Regions from separate parts of the Homo sapiens genome. Here regions 2, 3, 4 and 5 are each linked to region 1. A link is a contact called in ENCODE Hi-C or POLR2A ChIA-PET data. All regions are on one chromosome and are shown on one strand. Each heading gives the region's core, a stretch centred on a gene start or an enhancer-like site at or near the end of the contact. The rest is flanking DNA. Distances are from core to core; before and after follow the strand shown.

What was found. Hi-C counts contacts between places; a loop is a spot of excess contacts on that map. ChIA-PET counts read pairs that join two places held with the same protein, here RNA polymerase II (POLR2A). Pooled maps may share reads with other maps.
Region 2: a loop to region 1 is called in a map of CD4-positive, alpha-beta T cell, with 6 times the contacts of the local background. The contact joins the promoter of SMURF1 here to the promoter of ZNF3 in region 1. A Hi-C loop is called at or near these places in 1 of 168 maps with a recorded cell type or tissue (CD4-positive, alpha-beta T cell), 1 of 37 single-sample maps with no recorded cell type and 8 of 50 pooled maps.
Region 3: a loop to region 1 is called in a pooled map, with 15 times the contacts of the local background. The contact joins the promoter of PTCD1 here to the promoter of ZNF3 in region 1. A Hi-C loop is called at or near these places in 10 of 50 pooled maps. POLR2A ChIA-PET finds 5 or more read pairs at or near these places in 2 of 52 experiments (H1 and activated T-cell).
Region 4: a pooled map shows a loop between it and region 1 (6-fold over the local background). The contact joins the promoter of GIGYF1 here to the promoter of ZNF3 in region 1. A Hi-C loop is called at or near these places in 3 of 37 single-sample maps with no recorded cell type and 4 of 50 pooled maps. POLR2A ChIA-PET finds 5 or more read pairs at or near these places in 1 of 52 experiments (H1).
Region 5: a loop to region 1 is called in a map of B cell, with 4 times the contacts of the local background. The contact joins the promoter of GNB2 here to the promoter of ZNF3 in region 1. A Hi-C loop is called at or near these places in 1 of 168 maps with a recorded cell type or tissue (B cell), 3 of 37 single-sample maps with no recorded cell type and 11 of 50 pooled maps. POLR2A ChIA-PET finds 5 or more read pairs at or near these places in 3 of 52 experiments (A673, OCI-LY7 and RWPE1).

What each region holds. Positions count from the first base shown.
Region 1 is chr7:100,079,253-100,083,781 of GRCh38, forward strand. ZNF3 (zinc finger protein 3) reads right to left here and starts at 2,471. Exons shown (of 6, transcript NM_032924.5): 1 at 2,383-2,471; 2 at 284-404. RefSeq lists enhancers at 2,410-2,559, 2,716-3,697 and a silencer at 2,800-2,879.
Region 2 is chr7:99,141,972-99,146,500 of GRCh38, forward strand. SMURF1 (SMAD specific E3 ubiquitin protein ligase 1) reads right to left here and starts at 2,137. Exons shown (of 18, transcript NM_181349.3): 1 at 1,755-2,137. The coding sequence starts at 1,809. It also overlaps a transcript of KPNA7 not described here. RefSeq lists silencers at 1,319-1,368, 1,429-1,758, 1,899-2,398.
Region 3 is chr7:99,436,558-99,441,086 of GRCh38, forward strand. It overlaps PTCD1 (pentatricopeptide repeat domain 1), which reads right to left and starts at 2,241. Exons shown (of 8, transcript NM_015545.4): 1 at 2,135-2,241. The region is part of intron 2 of ATP5MF-PTCD1 (ATP5MF-PTCD1 readthrough); the gene reads right to left. It overlaps CPSF4 (cleavage and polyadenylation specific factor 4), which reads left to right and starts at 2,386. Exons shown (of 8, transcript NM_006693.4): 1 at 2,386-2,628. The coding sequence starts at 2,526. RefSeq lists enhancers at 9-534, 1,831-2,120 and a silencer at 2,381-2,680.
Region 4 is chr7:100,692,488-100,697,016 of GRCh38, forward strand. GIGYF1 (GRB10 interacting GYF protein 1) reads right to left here and starts at 1,763. Exons shown (of 27, transcript NM_001375765.1): 1 at 1,623-1,763. RefSeq lists a cis regulatory region at 837-2,330, silencers at 1,192-1,311, 1,482-1,581, 2,022-2,181 and an enhancer at 2,869-3,672.
Region 5 is chr7:100,670,461-100,674,989 of GRCh38, forward strand. It overlaps GNB2 (G protein subunit beta 2), which reads left to right and starts at 3,280. Exons shown (of 10, transcript NM_005273.4): 1 at 3,280-3,463. RefSeq lists silencers at 2,810-2,939, 2,950-3,029, 3,280-3,459 and enhancers at 3,890-4,099, 4,300-4,379.

The DNA.
Region 1 (4,529 bases), core at 1,221-3,720:
AGGCAGGTCAAAGGTCTGACTCCAGAGAAAAAGGCAACAGCTCCCTCTCACAGCTGGGTTAAGTGAAGCTGGAACTCAAAGGCATATTGTTGAGAACAAGCACCCAGTGTCCAGATCAGTAAACAGCGTTTCTCACAGAAAGAAAACTCTCCATTGTGCCCCCATGGCTTCAGGTCCAGACAGGGCCCTTCCCCTGCTCTGTTGCCAGCCTCACTCCCTGGTGCTGCCCGTGGGGACCGAGATAGATGGCCTGGCAGTAAGAACAAGACACGGAAAGCTTTACCTGCCTGATTCTTTCCTTCCTTCTTTGAAGTCAGTCCCTAGAAGGCCAAAGGAGCAATTACTGGGAATTTAGCAGCCTCTGTTCAAGTTCCCGGGAATTCTGACTTTTGTTGATGCCAATGCTGTGTGATTAAGGGGAAAAAAAGGAATTTAAAATATTCATGCAAACGTCTTTTTTTTTCCATGAGACAGGGTCTGACTCTGCTGCTCAGGCTGGAGTGCAGTGAGTTTGAGCTCACTCCAGACTCAAACTCCTAAGTTCAAGTGATCCTCCCAGCTCAGCCTCCCAAGGAGCTGGGACTAAAGGTGTGCACTGCCACATCTGGCTGAGTTTTTTAAAATTCTTTTTGTAGAAATGCAGCCTCACTGTGTTGCTCAGGCTGGTCTCAATCTCCTGGCCTCAAGTGATTCTCCCACCTCAGCCTCCCAAAGTGCTGGGATTACAGGCATGAGCCACCGAGTCCAGCCTAAACTTCATTTCTAATCAAGACATTTAAAGAAAAGGAAAAAAAAGAGAATACTTATTATATGCTAATAAATACCAATTAAGACCACCACCACAACTAGTATTTGCGTTGCACCCGTGGAGAGATGAAAGGGAATGGTAGGTTCTCAGGTCCACCTCCACCCAGGGTAAGAAAGTTCTAACGTTCTGTCAGCTAACTTGCTAGACACTGTGCTCCGAACTACTTCAGCAGGGGATCCACATTGCACAGCTGAGCCATTAGAAGTCTTCAGGTGATTCGCTGAAAATCTATCTCCTTGGACCTTCACCGCACAGAGACCTAGTGCATCACAGAAATTCAATGACTGGCGACCTGCAGTGGCTCACGCCTGTAACCCCAGCACTTTAGGAGGCTGAGGTGGGAGGATTACTTGAGCCCAGGAGTTCCAGGCTATGGTGAGCCATGATGGCACCACGGCACTCCAGCCGGGGGCAACAGAGCAAGACCTTAATACACACACAAACATTTTAAAAGGAAAAAAAAAAAAAAGGCCGGGCGCGGTGGCTAACGCCTGTAATCCCAACACTTTGGGAGGCCAAGGCAGGTGGATCACTTGAGGCCAGGAGTTGCAGACCAGCCTGGCCAAAAGGGCGGAACCCCGTCTCTACTAAAAATACAAAAAATTCGCCGGAGGTGGTGGCGGGCGCCTGTAGTCCCAACCACTCGGGAGGCTGAAGCAGGAGAAGCGCTTGAACCGGGAGGCGGAGGTTGCAGTGAGCCGAGATCGCGCCACTGCACTCCAGAGACAGTCTCAAAAATAAATAAAAATTAATTTTTTTAAAAAAAGAGCTTCAATAACAGAATCTTCTCCTTCCACCCGACTGTCCATCAAACACGTATAATCAAATGATGCCCACTCTCCACAGATGTCTTTTCTGGAGAAAATAATACGCTCGTTCCTCTAATTAGCCCATCGGTTTCAGGTTCATCACTCTGCTATCTTCTCCTGGAGTTTACAAAAGCCCTTCAGAGTGTAAACACCGATGTGGATTCAATCCCACTTCCGGAGAGAGGATCAAACCAGGAATCTAATACAACTGAAAACGGAGCCTGAGCCAGGTGTATCACGCGATGCACTGGGCTCCAGCAGGATTACCCCTGGAATCGGCGTCTGCACCCACTCCCAGCCCTCGTGCTAACTGCGTACGCTTAGCAGAATTTCTCTGATCCTTGGACCCAGCTGCGTAAAAATAAACTTCCTCTCCTGCCACGGGCGCGAATAACTGTGTTAACATCAAATAAAAACGTCTGGGAGAAATACCAAGTTAGGGTCGCTGTCATTAGCTGCTTTCAAGAGAGAGGCGCCCCTACCGCTCTGCTGAAACTTTTAAACGCTCCAGCTGGGTCGCCGTTAAAGTCACAAAACCAGAACCGGAGCCCCATTACTAACCCCTACGCAGGATCCCGCTAGGCTAGGGGGATCCCTGGGGAAGCGGAGTAGAGGACGGGCTGCAGGGGACGGAGGGGCGCCTCCCCGAACCCTGCTCCGGGCCGGCCGGGGGACCCTGCGGGCCGCAGTGGCACAGACACCACCCCCTTCCCCGGCGACCACAGCCTCCGTCTCACCGCGAGACCCGGGGACGCGTGGACTCACCCTGGGGGCAGGGACGACAGATTTGGGGGACCGGACACGGACCAGGCCCTGTTGGACCCTGTCACAGACCCACACACCGGGGACAGAACAAAGAACGGAAGTTCCCCCTCGTTTCGCTTCCGGGTCGGTTGTTCTTGCCACTCACCCGTACCCCCAACGCCCACTTGTTCTGTCTAGGAAAATGGGAGGTCCTCGCCTCTCTGTGGTTTGCTGACTCAGGGCGGCTGGCAGGCGGCGAGGGCAAGGAGCGCGATCGCTGACGCGGCACTCGGGGATCTTTCGCTGCGGGGGCTGGCCGGCTGCGCCCTCTGCTGGCCACGAATGTGCGAAAGCGGCCGACCACGGTCCTGGGCCTCAGGACATGTGCTCCAGCGTCGCCGGCCTTGGGGGCGGGCGGCGGGGGCGCGCGGGGATGTCGAGCCCGCGCTTCTCAGGCTGGCTCGCGAAGGGCAGCAGTAAACATACAATTATTGAAGGATTCATCAATATTAAAAAATGAACCCTGATTTAAAACTTGCCTCCGAACAAACCGAGTTTTTTTTGTTTCTTGTAAAAATGCCCCCTTTAAATTACCCACATCTGAAGAAAACATTCCAGTCCATCACAGAGTTGACATGAGGAAAAAACCCGTGTACAGGTGATGAGAGCAGAGAAGAGGAAGCTTACCGGCCGGGCGCGGAGGCTCACGCCTGTAATCCCAGCACTTTAGGAGGCCGAGGCGGGCGGATCACCTGAGGTCAGGAGTTCGAGACCAGCCTGGCCAACATGGCGAAACCCCGTCTCGACTAAAAATACAAAAAAATTACCCGGGCGTGGTGGCAGACGCCTGTAATCCCAGCTACTCTGGAGGCTGAGACAGGAGAATCGCTTGAACCCAGGAGGCGGAGGTTGCAGTGAGCCGACATCGCACCACTGTACTCCAGGCTGGCCACAGAGTGAGACTGTCTCAAAAAAAAAAAAAAGGAAGCTACAGGTGGAAGCGAGGCGGGGATAGTCAAGGAAGTGACCGTGTCCTGGAGACGCGGCAACCGTGGTGACCGCAGTCAACACAGTAAGCCCCAGCATTCGCATTGTAATTGAGCTCATTCAAGCTGAGCGCTCTCCAGTAGGGACTTTCCCCTGTAGGGAGCATGCGCATTTTGATTTCACCTGTCCTCAAACTGACCCTTTGCTCATTATCTTGGTAAAAAACACGCCCCTGGGTGGAAATTTAAGATGCTAATGAAACATGCAATGTATGAACAAGCCTGTACACCCACTGCGCATGTGCACCTAGAGGACCACCCAGAACATACTTACTAGTAACACTTCTCCCACCCCCTTATGAATAATCGTGTAAGACCCCTTACAAAGGGGGTCTCTCTAGAGCCAGCCTTTGCTGTTTCATCCTTAGGAGCAGCCCTCCCTGAACTAACTCTCTCTCTATCTCTCTCTCTCCCAGGGTGTACTGTCTACTCTGCACTTAACTTTCAAAATACTATTTTCCTTTTGCAATAAATTACTCTATGCTGGATTTCCTTTGACATGTGTTTCTTTTATTCTTTTTCCTTTTTTTTTTTTTTTTTTTGTTGTTGTTGTTGTTGAGAGGGAGTCTCACTCTTGTCACCCAGGCTGATTCTCGTGCCTCAGCCTCCCAAGTAGCTGGGACTACAGGCGTGTGATACCATACCCGGCTAATTTGTGTGTATTTTTAGTAGAGACAAGGTTTCACCATGTTGGTCAGGCTTGTCTCGAACTCCTTACCTCAAATGATCTGCCGCCTCAATCTCCCAAAGTGCTGGGGTTACAGGTGTGAGCCACCGCGCCCGGCCTCCTGTGTGTTTCTTGTTTAAATTTTTTTTTTCTTTTGAGACGGGGGTCTTACTCTGTCACCCAGGCTGGAGTGCAGTGTTGTGATTTCGGCTCACTGCAACCTCCACCTCACAAGGTCAAGTGATCCTCCCACCTCAGCCTCCCAAGTAGCTGGAACCCCAGATGCATGCCACCACGCCCGGCTACTTTTTTGTAGAGACAGAGGGTTTTCACCATGTTGCCCAGACTGGTCTCAAACTCCTGAGCTCAAGGGATCCGCCCACCTCAGCCTCCCAAAGTGTTGGGATTACAGGTGTGAGCCACTGCACCCAGCCTTAAATCCTTTTAAACTAAGA
Region 2 (4,529 bases), core at 887-3,386, 940 kb before region 1:
GAAAGTCCCGGAGCAGAGCCGCATTTGCAACACGGCCATCCTGCTTTAGGGATGAATTGAAACTGGAAAGAGAGTAGTACCAATGAGAGTGAGAAAGGGAAGACGAGGATGCAGCCTGGTCCAGAACCTCTGGAGCCCGGGGGGAAACAGGTTGGCATCACATCCGCGCCACCAAGTCGCAGGCCCGCGGCAGAGCGTTGCGCTCACCCTTGAAGGTGGCACTACAGAGCCACCCAGGAAACACGGACTTTTCATTGAAGACAAAATGAATCAAGGAGCCTGCGTGTGGGCAGCTTCCAAAGCCTCCAGTGAGTGTGGGAGTAGGGATCAGAGCCTCACGGCGCTCTGGGTTGCTGAGTGTGGGGGTGATGGTGAAACAAAATGCAGAAAAGGTAAAAATTGAAGAAGCAGAGTTAAAAGTAGCTAGCGGTCTGGCCTAAGAGACAGGAAGTGGCCCAGACTGAGACTGAAGAGGGCTGGACCAGGGGGAAGTGAAGAGAGCAGGACTGGGAGCAGCTACAAGATAGGATTGAGGAATTTCAGGCTGAAGGAAAGAAAGGGTGGAGGCCTCGCCAGACAGCAGCGAGGGGGCGGGGCTAGGCAGGAATGAGGGCGGGGCTTGAAAGTGAGGGGCGGGGCTAGGGGAAGAAGGGAGGAGGACGGTGTGGGGGGGTGAGGGAGAAACGAAAGAGGATGGGGGAGTGAGAAGAGGGTGGGTGGGGGCAGGAGGGGAGAAGCAAGGGGGCAAGTGGAAGGGGAGGTAGCAAAATAGCTTGGAAGTGGTGGGAAAGACCAGGAGGATGAGGGGAGGGAGCAGGTGGGAGGGAAAACAGGAAAGCAAGAGAGATGATGGGAAAGTGGTGAGAAGTGAGGGATGGGACCAGGGGAACAGAGGCAAGGCCAGGAGGGAAAAGCGAGGGGGCAGGTGGGCGGAGAGGATGGGAAGCGAGGAGAAGGAGGGAGGGGGTAAAAACGGCGGAGGAGAAAAAAAGGAGAGAAGCAAGGGGGCGGGACCAGGAAGAAGTGAGGGCCGATGCTAGGAAAGAAGTGAGGAGGCGGGACCAGGAAGAAGTGAGGGCCCAGGCTAGGAAAGAAGTGAGGAGGCGGGACCAGAGAGAAGCGAGGGAGCTGGACGCAGGGAGAAGCGAGGGGGCGGGGACAGAAAGTTAGGAGGCGGGAGCAGAGAGGAGCGAGGGGGTGGGGCCAGAGAGATGGGCGGGGTCAGGTTTGGGGAGGAAAGGTGGGGAAGAGAAAGGACCACAGGGATGGAGGTGAAAGGCAAGGGGGCGGGGCCTGGGGGGAGAAGCGAGGGGTCAGGTGCTAGGGAGAGGAAGGGAAGCGAGAGGCAAGGGGCCGAGCCGGGGAGAGGTGAGGGGAAAGGGCCTGGAAGGAGATGCAAGGGGCGGGGCCAGGAAAAGAGAAGCGAGGGGCGGGGCCAGGGAAGGAGATGCAAGGGGCGTGGCCATGAATGGAAATGAGAGGGGCGGGGCCAGGACGGAGATGCGAGGGGGCAGGTGCGGGGGAACGGGAGGGAACGCGAGACCGAGGGGGCGCGAGCGGCCAGGGGGCGGGGCCGGGCAACGGCGAGGGGGCGGGGCCAGGAGGGAGAAGCGAGGGGCGCACGCCGAAGGGGGTGACGAGGTCCTGGGACAACGGCCGGCGTGGGGGAGGGCCGCTTCCAAGGGCGCCCTGCGGGGAATTCCGGGGCGGGCGAGGGGGCGCCGGGGCGCGGGTGGGCCTCCCGCCGGCCGTACCTGTCAGACGGATCTTGATGCTGGAGCCGTTCCTGCGTGTCCCGGGGTTCGACATCTCCCGCCAACGATCGGGCAGCCGCGGATCCAGCGCCACCGCCCCCCAGCCCGGCCCGGCCCGGCCCCGCCGCCGCCGCCTCAAGGTTACGGCTCCGGGCTGGGCGCCGGGGTCCGAGCCGGGACACAAACTCCGCGGCCCAGGCGTCCGGGCGGCAGGCGGATGGTCGAGCCGGGAGATCGGCGCTTGCTGCGGCGCTCTGACCCTCGCTGCTTCCAGCCGAGCCCAGTCCCGAGCCGCCGCCGCCTCCGCCGCCGCCTCCGCCGCCTCCACCACCTCAGAGCCGGACGCCCGCCGCCCTCGCCGCTTCCGCCGCTGCCGCCGCCTCTCCGAGCCGCGCGCGCGCCCGCCGCCGTGCCGGCCCGGCCCTGCGCGCCCCCGCGCCTGCGTGCGTGCGCGCCCCCGCCACGTACGCTGGGGCGGGGCGGGGTGCGCTGCTACGTCGCCCGCACGCCTGCCTCGGGCGCGCGGGGCCCGGATCCCGCGGGTTGGGGTCTTCACCCTTCCTGTGGTCGGTGGGTGGGAGGGTCTGGCCCCGAGCCCGGGAAGGGAGAGCAGAGCTGGCCCCGGGACCCAGCGCGCGGTCGCCCTCTGTCTTGACCCCTGTCTCTGCGAGGCTCTGGGCTCCTGAGTGACTGAAGAGTGGTTTGCATGAAACCGTGGGCTGTGTCCACACCAAGCTCCTTGCACACAGGCGTGCAATACCAGTTTTTTTCAGTTAAGAGCTTTCGATCGTGCAAGTTCAAGGGAGGGACTTCTCAAAGAGACAAAGCCCTTAGGTGTGTTCTGTGCAACGGGTGTGCTCCACTGACCCATAACAAAGTTGCCAGAATCGCAGAAGTGCCATATACGGACAAGGAAAACGAGATGAGAGGGAGGGATAAAGTTGAGAGGCGGATGTTTGTTATTATCCATTCTGCATACAATTTTACCAAACAAGAAAGTGGCATTGTGGTTTGTGTTCCCATGTCTTCTGCTAAATTTCCCCTTCTCCCGGGGTTGCAGGTTAGAACCAAAAGCTCATGGCTGGGTACGGTGGCTGTAGCCTGTAATCCCAGCACTTTGGGAGGCCGAGGCGGGCGGATCACTTGAGCCCAGGACTTTGAGGCCAGCCTGGGCAACATAGGGAGACTCCATCTCTACAAAAAATACAAAAATTAGCTGGGCATGGTGGTGCGCGCCTGTAGTCCCAGGTACTGGGAGGCTGAGGTGGGAGGATCACTTGAGCCCCAGAGTTCATGGCTGCAGTGAGCTATGATCAGGCCACTGCACTACAGCCTGGGTGACAGAGCTAGACACTGTCTCAAAACACACACACACACACACACACACACACACAGAAAAAGCTCATTATGCGCTTTCTCCAGCAAACAAACTCCTCTCTGTTAGCATGTTATAGAAATAAACTGGTATTATTAGAAAGAGGGAAAACTAGGTTTATCAAACTTGTTTTTTACCCACTACCTTGTTGTTGTTGTTGTTGTTTTTTGAGACAGGGTCTCACTCTGTCACCCAGGCTGGAGTGCAGTGGCACGGTCTTGGCTCACTGCAACCTCCACCTCCCAGGTTCAAGTGATTCTCGTGTCTCAGCCTCCTGTATAGCTGGGATTACAGGCGTTAGCCACCACACCCAGCTAATTTTTGTATTTTTGGTAGAGATGGGGTTTCGCTGTTTTGGCCAGGCTGGTCTCAAACTTCTGAGCTCAGGTGATCTGCCCGCTTCAGCCTCCCAAAGTGCTGGGATTTCAGGCCTAAGCCACCGCTCCCAGACCCCACTACCCATTTTCATGTACAAGTTCTTTTTTATTTTTATTTGATTCTTCATCAATCAACTTGAACAAATTCTTTTAATACTGTGTGTGTGTGTGTGTGTGTGTGTGTCCCAAGGAAAGTAGGCTCTGGGCCATTGCTACCATCCCCTGCAGCCTTGTGCCTGTCCTAAGGTCACAGTCTTCGGAACAGAGCCTTCTACCTAGAGCGCCTAGACATACCTGCCTGCCTGCCCGCCTGCCTGCCTGCCTGCCTGCCTCGGATGACCCTAGTGAAAGCAGAGTCTCTCCTGGGCAGGATTCAAGGCATCACATCTGTCAAATAAAAGGATGGTCCTAGGTCATTTCTATGGCACCTTGCGGCTCTTTCAGTTATCCTCAAGAAAGACCCAAGAATATAAGCAATGTTTAAGCAATAGCAGTAGAGCCACAATCCAGCTGTTTCCATTTGTAGATGATTGTCACAGAGAGTGAATGCCTGGGTCTGAATTAATCCATCCAGTCTCTAATGCTCCCAAGTAATCCCCATTCTTCTGCCAATCCCGTTAGTATTTCCCCCCTATTCAAAGAGTCTCCTCTCTAAACAAAACCAGACATCACTCTCTGCTTACCTGGGTGCAGGCTCCTGTTCTTATCCCCAGGTGTTCCTGACCTGGAAACCTTTCATTGCTTAATTTTGTTGTTTTTCTCCCCGCCCCGACGGCTGGTTCTTCGTTGGCTTGACTGTTTCCTTAATCTTTGAGTCAGGAGGTTGCTTCTGGAGGTTTCTGAAAGGCATTTTGTTCATTCATTAACAAGTACAGATGCTCCTTGATGTACAATGGGGTTACATTCTGATAAACCCATAATATGTTGAAAATATGTCAAAAATGCATTTGCGGAGGCCGGGCATGGTGGTTCATGCCTGTAATCCCAGCACTTTAGGAGGCTGAGGTGGGGGGATTACCTGCG
Region 3 (4,529 bases), core at 991-3,490, 640 kb before region 1:
TGAGCCAAGATCGCGCCATTGCACTCCAGCCTGAGCGACAGAGCAAGACTCCATCTCAAAACAACAACAACAACAACAAACAAAAAACTAGGCCCAGCAAGGGGAGAGACTTGCTGGGGTCCTGCAGCAGTGCAGTGGGTGAGACTGGCCAGCTTGGGCTGGGCTGGCTTTGAACTCAGGTCCATGTAACGCATTGATGATTGTCCTGACCAGCACCTTTTGTGAAACTAGTGCAGGGGGCCTTTATCATTCTGCATCTGGCAAGCCCTGCCACTCCTTCTTACAAGCATGGTGTTTATGTAATTTTCTTTTTTGTGGAATGGGGTCTTCATGTTGCCCAGGCTGGAGTGCGATGGCACAGTGGAGTGCAAATGCACAATCACTGCAACCTCCAACTCCTGGGCTCAAGTGATCCTCCTACCTCAGCCTCTCAATTAACTAGCACTACTGGTGCACACCACCATACCTGTCTAATTTTTTGTATTTTTTTGTAGAGATGGAGTCTCCCTATGTTGCCAGGCTGGTCTAGAACTCCTGGCCTCAAGCAATCCTCCAGCCTTGGCCTCCCAAAGTGTTGGGATTGCAGGCGTAAGCCTCCATGCCCTGCCTTACGTGCATTAATTACAATACACAGAATTACAAAACAAAAAGCAATGATATTGAAATGGCATCAAAATGCTTTAAAAACAAATTTCTGCTATACTAGTATAGATGCTTATTTTCAATGCATGAAATAACAAGACCCTATCATAATTTCTTTTCTTTTCTTTTTTTTTTTTTGAGACAGTCTCTCACTCTGTCCTCAGGCGTGACCTCGGCTCACTGCAATTTCCGCCTCCCGGATTCAAGCGATTCTCCTGCCTCAGCCTCCCCTGGAGCTGGGACTACAGACGCATGCCACCAAGCCCAGCTAATTTTTGTATTTTTAGTAGAGACAGGGTTTCACCATGTTGGCCAGGATGGTCTGGATCTTTTGACCTTGTGATCCGCCCGCCTCGGCCTCCCGAAGTGCTGGGATTACAGCCGTGAGCCACCGCGCCCGGCCGACTCTATCATAATTTCAAAGCAGTAATAAATGTAAGTGACAGCTTAAGATACCACCTTGTAGTTGCTGCACAAACTGGGTTTTTTTGCGTCTCACTCTGTCACCAGGCTGGAGTGGGGTGGTACAATCTCGGCTCAATGCAACCTCTGCCTCCCGGGTTTAAGCCATGCTCATGCCTCAGCCTCCCAAGTAGCTGGGATTACAGGAACGCGCCACTACTCCAGGCCAATTTTTATATTTTCAGTAGGGACGGGGTTTTGCCATCCTGTCCAGGCTGGTCTCGAACTCCTGACCTCACGTGATCCTCTCGCCTCAGACTCCCAAAGTGCTGAGGTTACAGGTGTGAGCCACCATGCCTGGCCCTGCACAAACTGTTATCTGGAACTATCATTTACACTCACCCTCACAGTTTCAGGCACTGCTAAGGCTGCTCCAGCAATCAGGAAAGGAAATGCTATACTTCACATAGAGAAAAATAGGGGTGCATTTTGTTCCTACACAAGCTCATTACCCCACCCTGGTTAAAAAAAACCCTGAATTAGGCTGTATAGTGGCTCATGCCTGCAATTCCAGCACTTTGGGAGGCCCAGGCAGGAGGATCGCTTTGGGCTTGGGGCCAGGAGTTCGAGACCAGCCTGGGCAACATAGCAAGACCCGCCACCCGCCCCCCCAACCCCGCCGTCTCTACAAAAATTAAAAATAAAATTTTAAAAATTAGCCAAGTGTGGTGGTGCAGCGTCTGTAGTTCCAGCTACTCGGGAGGCTGAGGTGGGAGGATCGCTTGAGTCTGAGAAGTTGACTGCAGTGAGCTATGATCGTACCCCTGTACTCCAGCCTGGGCCACAGAGCGAGAAAAAACCCTGAATTAGAGACACGCTGCGGCCGTCCTTCCTCGGAGAGACCCGCCCCTCCTCAGAGGCCCACCCGGACCCTCAGGCCAACGCCGACCCCTCTCCACACGGACTTCTGCAGCCTCAGTTTCCCTCCTCAGACGCCCCCGGCTCCAATCCCGGCTCGGGCACTTCCTTCCCCTCTGGCGTGTCTTGGCCCGGGTCCCGGGGCTCCTGCGAGGATCACACAGGAACTCACTTGAAGTGTCCGGCGCAGTGCACTCCGACGGGGAGCCCTGCCCGGTCCCCGCGGCGAACCAGTCTCTTCCTCGGGTCCCCCTCTCCCCAAGCGCGCAGGCGCAATCCGCGTCGCCGACTCACGCGGCTGGTTTCAGGTTTCTGGCGAGGCCGGTGTTCGGCTGGCGGCTAGCTGGGACTAGCGGAACGGCGGAGTCTCGATTGGCAGTGCCTGGACAGGCGCAAGGGCCGGCGCGGGCTCCGGGCGCTCCCGGCATCCCTCGGGCGGCGGCGGCGGCGGCGGCGAGGCGAAGCGAAGGAGGAGTGTGTGCGGCGGGGCCGGCGGCGGGTAAAGGCGAGAAGGCTGCAGGAGACCGAGGGGGAGCCGGGCCGGTGGGGCCGCCGCCGCCGCCATGCAGGAAATCATCGCCAGCGTGGACCACATCAAGTTTGACTTGGAGATCGCGGTGGAGCAGCAGCTGGGGGCGCAGCCGCTGCCCTTCCCCGGCATGGACAGTGAGCGCGGGGCCCGGGCGGGAGGGCAAGAGCGACTCGAACCCGGGACCCGCTCCTCTGTGATCCCGGGACTCCCTCGCCTCGGTCCTGAGACCTCCCCCGGCTTCCTCTGGATCCTGGGACCCCTCCCCTTTGGTCGCAGGACTCCTCCCTCTAGGTCTTGAGAGTCCCTCCCACCTCCTCCGGGTCCTGGGATCCTCCCCTTTAGTTACCGAACTCCCTCATCTGTGGTCCCGAGACTCTTCCCACTCCATCCTGAGACCTCCTCTTCTGGATCCCGGGACGCTCCCCTTGGTTTCAGGACTCCTGACTCCCAGGCCCCCATTTCCACCGTCTGGGGACTCCTTTTACCCTCACTCGGACTCAGGAGTTCACTGCCTCGGATCTTTGGCCCTCTGCGGCTGTTCAAAGGTAATCTGTAGGAGGGTAGACCTTGTCTGTTCGCTTAATTCTTGAATAAGGGTGGGTTATCCTGGATTGGAACTCTCCCTCAACACTCTCCCAACTGCAGGAGAGTACTAGGATATCACACCCGCTACGTTGAGCGTCTCTTCTTGATTTCATCAAAACTAGGCGGTTGGAGGAGATGTGCTGAGGGAAGGACCACCTTTCTGTAGGAGACCCCAGCTAGACTCTCAAACTCCCTTCTAGGACTCACTCTCCTGGGAGCTCATCCCTAGTTTTTGGCCCGTCCCTACTTTTTTCTGGACCCCAACTCTGAGTTATTCATCACACCCAGCAGCTGGTGTGGACCCTTGGCCTGAACTCCCTTCACTGCTCCCCTTCATATGGTGGCTCCTGGCTTCCCACCTCCTACTCGGTGGGATATCTTGTACTTTAAAAGAAACCAGTAGTTTTCTTTGTGTCTTCTTTCCTATCTGGACATACTTGAAATCTAATGCTATAACCTTAAAGTTTGGGGGCTTGTGGAAGTCACTGAGTTCAATCCACAGATGGGGAAACTGAGACCCAAGCGGGGGAAGGGACTTGCTGACAATCACTCAGTGCATAGCAGAGGCGGGCAAGCTCTCCAGTGTTGTGTGCTGTCGCCCACAACTACCAGCGGGGTCTCCCACCGCTCCCAGCAGCCTCACTCCCCTCAGGCGGTCACACCTTCTCATGCACATGTGACCTCTGAGTCTGTCCCTTTATGTGTTTTTGTTGTTGTTGTTTGTTTGCTTTTGAGACAGGGGCCCCTCTGTCGCCCAGGCTGGGTGCAGTGACGCAATCATGGCTCAATGCAGCCTCGACTTCCCAGGCTCCAGCAATCCTCCCACCTCAGTCTCCCAAGTAGCTGGGACCACAGGCATGCACCAACACGCCTGGCAAATTTTTTTGTGTGTATTTCTTGGTAGAGACACTATTTCATCATGTTTCCCAGGGTTGGTCTTGAACTCCTGGGCTCAAGTGATCCTTTTACCTCGGCCTTCGGAAGTACTGGGATTATAGGCATGAGCCACTGCACCTGGCATATATATATATATATATATTTTTTTTTTTTTTTTTTTCCTGCCTGTCCCACAACTTTACATGGTGATAGTTCTGTACAAGATAGTTTCATTGGAAATTAATTAAGTCTTCAAGAAGACAAGATAGTGCTTATAAGGAGACATCATCAGACCACCCTATTTGACACAGGCACAAACACCATCACCACTGTACACTCCCTAAAAAGCAGCTGCTCAAATTCACACACACACACCCCCTCTTACCTACCCCTCGACTCTTGTGATCATCCCTGCACATGTGGCCTTTTCCTGTCTTTTTTTTTTTTTTTTTTTTGAGACAGAGTTTTGCTTTTGTCACCCAGGCTGGAGTGCAATGGTGCGATCTCGGCTCACTGCAACCTCCACCTCCCAGGTTCAAGCAGTTCTGCTGCCTTGGCCTCCTGAGTAGCTGGG
Region 4 (4,529 bases), core at 513-3,012, 610 kb after region 1:
TCTGTGAGTTTGAAGCCATTTTACATTTGTTAGACTTTCAACATCCTTCATCTAGCCTCCTCCTCTCATCTTCTCTCCTCTAAAGTGGGCTATTTTTCTTTAATTCCCAAATTCCAATAGCAGATGTAAAAGTTAGGGCTAACGCATCAGATCACGAACACAAGACTGATGTGTCCAACAGCAGAAAAAGCTAGTCCAGAAGTTTAAGCACATGGTCCACTTGACTAACCACCACGTGGGACCCTCAGGGCCCCTGGTCCCCAGGCAATGGCAGGGACACCAAGGCCAGGTCTACCCTCAAATCCTTCCCAATGGCACGACAGACCGCTGGGGGACCAAGACCTACAATCTAAGAAAATCAGATTGGAGCTGGCTAGCCTGGTGGAGGGTGGCTAGCCTAGGTCTGCAAAGGGCACAGGAAAGATGGGAAGGAGAAAGAACCCCAAATCCCCCATGTCGGCAGCAAAGGAGAGACCCTTACTGGTACCACCGATGGTGTTTCCATGCCAAAGGCGAGGGGTTGGCGGGGTTCTAAATTGAAACTTCTATATAGACTCGAAGAGGCAGTGCACAAGAGGGTGGGAAAGCTGACGATCTTCCAGAACGACACTTTGAGAGGCAGGAGGGAAGTAAGGCTTGGGTGGCTGGAAAAAAAAAATCCAATCCAGCTAACAAGTCTTTATGTAGCATCTCCTAGTTCCTAGCACTAGGATGCAACAGACCTGGAGTCTGACCGGGAATGCGAGTAATGACTGTATAACAGAGAAGAGAGACGAGGGGCTTTTAAAAAGTTACTCGGAAATTTTTTTGTTTTTTTTTTTTTTTAAGGCAAAGTGTGAGAGCTGTGGCCAGGGAGCTGCTGCACGGAGGGGCATGAGCTGAGAAGGGCCTGGCCTGGGACGGGGAGGACAAGCAGTCTCTGCTAAGGAAGGTATTTCCCGCGGCCGAGCAACTGGGAAGAAGGAGACCCCAATGACCCAGCACTAAGATCGCCGGAGCGAAAGGAAACAGAGGTGAGGAGGACCCAGGCGAGGTGCCTGGGTGGAGGGCAAGGCTTCCATGTTGGCCAAAGTCGTGGAACGCTTGGACCTGGGGAACCGCAAGGCCCAGCTCGTTCCGAGGGGAACCCAAAGGCGCGCTGGGGAGAACTCCGGGAAGCGCGGGGCCCGGCCACCCTAGGACGCTAGGGTCGGGGGCCCCCAGGCGGCCCAGGGCAGGGCTTGGCAGGGGCCCGGGGGCGACCGTTAGGAGCGCGGGGGTGGAAGGCAGCGCGCCGGCCCGGGAGGACGGCGTGCCCTTCAGGGAGGGGCGCCAGGTGCGAGGGGGGCGAGCGGTCGCCCCCTAAGCCGGGCGCCGGCCTCCCGGGGCCTCCCCGAGGCTGGCCGGCTCTGGGGGAGGGTCCCGGCGGCGGGGATGGGCCGGAGCGGGCGGGAGAGCGGGAGGACGCACCGGGCTGCGGCGGCCTCGGGGAGGAGACGGGGGAGGGTCCTCGCTGGCGGCCCGCGCGCTGGCTCCGGCGCTTCTCTAGCTCGCGGGCTCGGCGCGGCCGCCGCGGCGTCGGGGGCGGGCCTGCCCCGGGGCTGGGCTGCGGGCCGGGGGCCGCGGGGCCACTGGGCGCTTACCGCGGGCGGCGCGAGGGTCCGGTCCCGGGGCGTGGGCGGCGCGCGGCGGGCGGGGGCCGGGGACGGCGACGGCGGCTAGCAGCGGGGGAGGGGGCGCTGGCGCTCCCGCGGCGGCCGCTCCTCTGTGTTTGTGTTTGTAGCAAGATGGCTGCCCGCCTCGCACCACGTGACGCGGACGCGGGGCCGCGGGGCCGCCCCTTCCACCGCCGCCGCCGCCGCCGCCGCCGCCGCCGCCGCCGCCGCCGCCGCCGCCGCCGCCGCCGCCGCCGCCGCCTCCCTCCGCGGCTCCGGCCCGCGCCACCTCTCCTCGTGCGCTGCTCGCGTGCCGCGCGCGCCACTGCCCGGACGCCCGTCGCCCCCGACAGCCCCCCCCCTCCCCGCCCCGACACGTGACCTGGGCGCCCGGCTGGTCACGTGACGGGGGCCCCCAGCTGCGGGCGGGATCGGCCCCAGAGCGGCCTCCTCTCCCCCACCTCCCCCGGCCCCGCGACGCGCGACCTCTGGGACCGAGGCCGCGGCCTCCCTGGCGGTCCGGTTTCCTCCAGGAAGCCCGCCTGGATGACAGGAGACAATAAAATCCAGAACCCTTCATCAGGCGTCCTGGGATGTGTGAAATAAGTGGCTCAGGCAAATAAGTTGACTCTCAGGAGCCTCTTTATTTTTTTAATTATTTATTTAATTATTGAGACAGAGTGTTGCTCTGTCCCCCAGGTTGCAGTCCAGTGGCGCGATCTCGGCTCACTGCAGCCTCCGCCTCCCGGATTCAAGTGATTCTCATGCCTTGGCCTCCCGAGTAGCTGAGATTACAAGCACACACCACCACGTTTGGCTTATTTTTGTTGGCCAGGCTGGTCTAGAACTCCTGACCACTCAAGTGATCCGCCTGTCTCGCCCTCCCAAAGTGCTGGGATTACAGGCGTGAGCCACCGCGCCCGGCCCCTATTTATTTATTTTTTTGAAGCAGGGTCTCACTCTGTTGCCCCAGCTGCAGTGTACTAGCCCGATCTCGGCTTACGGCAGCCTCCAACTCCCGTGTCTCAAGCGATCCTCCCATCTCAGCCTCCTGAATTGTTGGGACTATAGGTGTGCACCATCACACCCAGATAACTTTTTTATTCTCTGTAAAGACTGGGCGGGTGGCGTGTCTCATAACATTGCCCAGGCTGGTCTTGAACTCCTGGTCTCAAGGGATCCTCCTGCCACAGCCTCTTGAGTAGCTGGGACTACAGCTGTGTGCCACCACACCCAACTAATTTTTTTAATTTATTGTATTTGTTGTTTGTTTGTTTTCCAAGACAGAGTCTTGCTCTGTCGCCCAGGCTGGAGTGCAGTGGCGCGATCACGGTTAACTGCATCCTGCGCCTCCTGGGCTCAAGCAATCCTCCTGCCTCAAGCACCCTGAGTAGCTAGGACTACCAGGGCACACCACCACGCCCAGCTTTTTTTTTTTTTTTTTTTTTTTTTTTGTAGAGACAGGGTTTCCCCCATGTTGCCCAGGCTGGTCTTGAACTCCTGGACCCAAATGATCCTCCTTCCAAAGTGCCGGGAACTCCTGGACCCAAATGGATCCTCCTTCCAAGGTGCCGGGATGACAGGCATGAGCCGCCACGCCTGGCCTCTCAAAAGCCTCCGTTTCTCTTACAGAAGGATGTTAACACTGCTCTGCACCCAACCCCCGACCCCCAACTCCACACTCTTCCTTGAGTGCTGTAAGAATTAAAATAAGTGAATGTGAAAGGCTTTGACAAGAGAGAAACTGCTATGCAAATGTGAGGTGACTGAAACCCCCTTTGTTTAAAAAAAGGACTTTTCAAGAATGACTCGCTGAACTTTTTCAAGGCTCAAAAGTTCCGCGTATGCTTTCACCTTTTTCTTTGGAAGTTACTCCAGAATGTATACCTTACTTCCCAGAAGCCTAAAAGAGCTGTCGCCCAACACAATGTAATCCTCAAAACAAGGAAAAGGTAAGTTCATGACTTGGAATTTGAGTGCCTGGTGTCTTGCCATGATAGAGTGTTGACTTCAGGAACTATTATACCTGGAACAACTTTTGTTTCCCCCACCAAGTACCACTAGGCTTCTCTGCACTTGGAGTTTTCCTGTCTGTTTTCCTTTTTTAACTATTTTATTTATTTAAGAGACAGGGTCTTGCTCTGCTGCCCAGCCTGGAGTGCAGTGGCACAATCAGCTCACTGCAGCATCGACCTCCTAGGCTTAAGTGATCCTCCCTCCTCAGCCTCCCGAGTAGCTGGGATTGCAGGGAGTGGCACACCACCATACCCGGGTATTATTTATTATTTATTTTTTTTTTGAGAAAGAGTCTCACCCTGTTGCCCAGGCTGGAGTGCAGTGGCGTGATCTCAGCTCACTGCAACCTCCGACCCCAGGTTCAAGCAGTTCTCGTGCCTCAGCCTCCCAAGTAGCTGGGATTACAGGTGTGTGCTACCATGCCTGGCTAATTTTTGTATTTTTAGTAGAGACAGGGTTTCACCATGTTGGCCAGGCTGGTCTCGAACTCCTGAACTCAGGTGATCTACCTGCCTCAGCCTCCAAAAGTGCTGGGATTACAGGCACGAGCTACTGTGCCTGGCCCAGCTATTATTTTTTACTTTTAAATTTTTGTACAGACTGAAGTATCACTATGTTGCCTGGGCTGTTCTCGAACTCCTGGGCTCAAGCAGTCCTTCCATATTGGCCTCCCAAAGTGTTGGGATTACAGGCATGAGCCACTGTGCCTGTCCTGCTGTCTGTTTTTATATTTTATTTAATATTTTAATTTTTTTCGAGACGGAGTTTCGCTCTGTCGCCCAGGCTGGAGTACAGTGGCGTGATCTCAGCTCACTGCAACCTCCACCTCCTGGGTTCAAGTGATCCTCCCACCTTAGTCTCCTGAGTAGCTGAGACTAC
Region 5 (4,529 bases), core at 2,030-4,529, 590 kb after region 1:
TATGCCATTTTCGAATTTCTCCCAGATGTCCCCCCCGGCCCACCTTCAAACTCTGCTTCCTTAGACAGATTTGGCAATAGCTTTGTAAGTGATATGGACATAATTGCCTAAAATAATGAAAACCTACAGGATTCTTTTTTCATTTTCCCTTTGGCATGTTTACAATTCCCTGCCCCACCAGGCAGATCATTCTGTGTGTGTGAGTGTGTGTACCCATTACAAAGACAACTACTATGTTCATAACATATTCGATTTGGAAAAAACAATTGTAGGCTGGGCACGGTGGCTGACATCTGTAATCCCAGCACTTTGGGAGGCCGAGGCGGGCAGATCACGAGGTCAGGAGTTCAAGACCAACCTGGCCAACATGAAACCCCATCTCTGCTAAAAATGCAAAAATTAGCCAGGCCTGGTGGCATGCTCCTATAATCCCAGCTACTCGGGAGGCTGAGACAGGAGAATCGCTTGAACCCAAGAGGCAGAGGTTGCAGTAAGCCGAGATTGTGCCATTGCACTCCAGCTCTGGGTGACAGAGCAAGACTCCATTTCAGAAAAAAAAAAAAAAGAAAAAAGAAAAAACAATTGTTTTTGAAAAGTGATTTGTAATGTCTTTCACAGAGACTAAATGAAGAGTATGTTTTGATACTTTTTAAAATATAATTTCATCTTTTTAGATTCTGACTCATGTGCACATGAATGTACCCATGTACATGGGTATATCTTGTGATGCTGAAGTTTGGGGTACAATTGATCCCGTCACCTGGGGTACAGTACCCAATAGGTAGTTTTTCAACCCTTCCCCCCTCTAGTAATCCCCCGTGTCTATTGTTCCCATCTTTATGTTCATGAGTACCCAGTGTTTAGCTCCTACTTATAAGTGAGAACATGCAGTGTTTGGTTTTCTGTTCCTGCAGAAATTTATCCACTTAGGATAAAAGCCTCTAGCTGCATCCATGTTACTGCAAAGGACACGATTTCTTCTTCTTTTCTTTTCTTTTGTTTCTTCTTTCTTTCTTTCCCTTCCTTCCTTCTCTCTTTTCTTTCTCTTTCTCTCTCTCTCTCTTTTCTGCATCCATGTTGCTGCAAAGGACATGATTTCTTCTTTTTTCTCTCTTCCTTTCTCTTTCCTTTCTTTTTTTCTTTCCTTCCCTTCCTTCCCTCCTTTTCTTTCTTTTACTTTTTCTTCTTTTGTCTTTCTTTCTTCTTCTTGAGTCAAAGTCTTGCTCTGTTGCCCAGGCCGGAGTGCAGTGAGTGGTGTGATTTTGGCTCACTGCAACCTCCGCCTCCCGGGTTCAAGCAATTCTCCTGCCTCAGCCTCCTGAGTAGCTGGGATTACAGGTGTGTGCCACCACGCCCAGCTAATGTTTGTATTTTTAGCAGAGACGGGGTTTCACCATATTGGCCAGGCTTGTCTCAAACTCCTGACCTCAAGTGATCCACCCGCCTCGGCCTCTCACAGTGCTAGGATTACAGGCGTGAGCCCCATCTCGTTCTTTCTTATGGCTGCGTGTTTTGATACTTTCAAATTACAAGGACTCAGTGAAGGCTATTCGTTGCCTTGAACTTCCCAAAGCATTTCCACAATCGATGGGGTTCTCAGTAAGAATCCGGGACTTGGAGGGCAGATGCTGTCAACATCCCCATTTAACAGATGTGGAAACTGAGGCCTAGACCTACGTTCTTGTCCCTTTACAGGCAAGGTCCCTGGAGGAAGGGGTTCATCTAGAGGCTCATACAGATAAACTGGAATGTACAGTAAAGTTTTGGCTGCCTGGGTTCATATCTAAACTCTGCAGCCTCAGGTCTCTTTCCACTATTAGAAAATGGGGAGAAGGCTGGGCGCGGTGGCTCACGCCTGTAATCCCAGCACTTTGGGAGGCCGAGACGGGCACATCACCTGAGGTCAGGAGTTTGAGACCAGCCTGGCCGACATGGTGAAACCTCGTCTCTACTAAAAATACAAAAAAAAATTAGCTGGGCATGGTGGCGGGCGCCTGTAATCCCACCTACTCCAGAGGCTGAGGCAGGAGAATCGCCTGAACCCAGGAGGCGGAGGTTGCAGTGAGCCGAGATCATGCCACTGCACTTCAGCCTGGGCGACAGAGTGAGACCCTGTCTCCAAAAAAAAAAAAAAGAAAAGAAAAGAAAATGGGGAGAATGTTAGCACTTAATTTCCCAGTATTGTGAGACTTAACATATGTCAGCCTGGGCAGCATAGCAAGACCCCACCTCTACCAAAAATTTAAAAATTAGCTGGGCATGGTGGCTGGGGCACGCCTGTGGTCCCAGGTACTAGGGAGGCTGAGGCAGGAAGATCACTTGAGCCGAGGAGATTGAGGTGGCAGTGACCTACAATCGCGTCACTGTACTCCAATTAAAAAATAAGTGTCGGGCCAGGCGCGGTGGCTCACGCCTGTAATCCCAGCACTTTGGGAGGCCGAGACAGGCAGATCACGAGGTCAGGAGATGGAGACCATCCTGGCTAACACCGTGAAACCCCGTCTCTACTAAAAATACAAAAAATTAGCCGGGTGTGGTGGCACACGCCTGTAGTCCCAGCTACTCAGGAGGCTGAGGCAGGAGAATCGCTTGCACCCGGGCGGCGGAGGTTGCAGTGAGTTGAGATAGCACTCCAGCCTGGGCGACAGAGAGAGACTCCGTCTCAAAAAAAAAAAGTGTGGCTCTCAATAAATGAGTTGTTATTTCAGTGGCAAGCCCTGAAAGGGGGTCTACAAAGGCCCAGTGGGCGAGGCTGAGGAAATGCCTGGACACGACCCTTCTCATGGCATTCCCGGGGCGCCCGCATCAGCCCCTACCCACTCCCGCTCGGGGACTTTCTCGGAATCGCGCTTCTTCTTCCAGCAGCCTCGAGGCCGGCCCCGTCCAGGTCTCTTTAGCTCCGCCCCCTGGTGAGGGGCGTGGCCTCCTCAGGGCCGGGGCGTGGCCCAACCGGGAACTGGGGCGTCGAACTCCCCTTCCCAGTCTGGAGCCACCCATTCCAGGCGGGGCGGGAGGCTGATCACGTGACCAGCGAGCGGTCTCACCCTCCTCATATGCCAGTACCACCTCCTCCAGTCCCAGAGGGGGGATGTCTTACTCCTTTCCGTGAAGCAAACCCTTTGAGTACGGTTTGCGTCCACAAAGCGTAGGGTGAGAACCTTGGGAGCGACTGGGCCCGTCTTTGCTCCCTCGGTGGGGTTTTGTCTCCTGGCTTCCCCCAAGTGCGAGGCAGTTGGTCTCGCCCAGCCGGGTCCTGGGCGCGGCGGCGGCAGCCGCGTCACTGGCGGGCGGGATCCCTCCGCTCTGGGGAGGCAGCGCTGGCGGCGGGGCTGGGGCCACTGAGGAAATCCATCCGCGCCGCCGCCGCCGCCGCCGCCGCCGCCGCCGCCGCCTCCGCCGCGGAGGAAGACAGCGCCGCCCGCGCACCGCCAGCGACCTCCGCCGCAGAGTCCCACCGCCACAGGTACCTTCGCTGGCAAAAGGAGTCCTCTCGCCCCCCAGCCCCAATTTCCCCCAGGGGAACCTCTCTTCCTTCGGTCTCCCGGGGCTGGCCTCCTGGGAGCGGACGTAACTCCCCAGACCTCCGCTCCCTTCCCCTCTTGCCCGGTCGCTCCCAAACCCGGAAGGGGAACTGGGGAACCCTCGCCCCCCACCGTGCGTGCGCTTCCCCGCACCATCAGCGAAGTTTTTGCCCGACCCCAGACCCCAGCCCAGCCCCGACTGCCTCTTGCTCCCTCGGAAGTTGGGGGGCTAAATTCCGGGCTTCCTCTAGGCCCCGCCCCGCCCCCTTTCCCCACCGCCACCCTCCCGCCTGCCCCCGGGGAGCACCCCTCGTGTCCTCCACTGTCGCACCCCTGCCGGCCCTCGCCTTGCACAACTCCAAAATCGGGGAGAAGCAGGCAAGGCCGCGCGCCACCCTTCCTTTCGTCTCCACCCTACCCACGATTTGGGTGCTGCCCGTGGTTTCTGGCCCCACTCGCCGAAACTGGAGCCCTCGGCGCCCTATTCCCTTTACAGATCCTCACCCCAAGCCCAGCTCCCAGGCGCCCGCCCCCCGCCCAGCTTTCTTTTAGGCAAAATGGAGGTCGTAGGGGCTGGAGGGCCAGGCCCACTGCGCTTCGCAGCGCCGCACCAGCCCGCGCCTTCCAGCTGCCAGATCCAGGGACCCTCCCGTCACTCTCCTGAGCCCCGCCAGACCTGCGGAGGCGGTTGCACCCTCATTTCTCTATGGAGCGCCGGCTGCTATATCCCTAGAGTCTGGGGGCTGCTGAGGGCCCTGGGGGGTGATGGGGACCGAGGGCTGAGAACGTCGCCCCCGCCCCCAGTTTCTTCCTCCAGCCGTGCTTCCTTCTGCCCTGGGCCTCCGGCGGTGCCGCCAGGCCTGGGCTGCTAGTAGGTGGAAGAGGCTTTGTGCGGGCCTGGGGGTTGGGTAGAGTAAGGAGTTCTGCCCGCACCCCCCATCCCCCGATTTTGAGGGTCACCCCTTGGCACTGGCGTAGAAAGCTGAACTTACAAGGAGGGGAAATGTC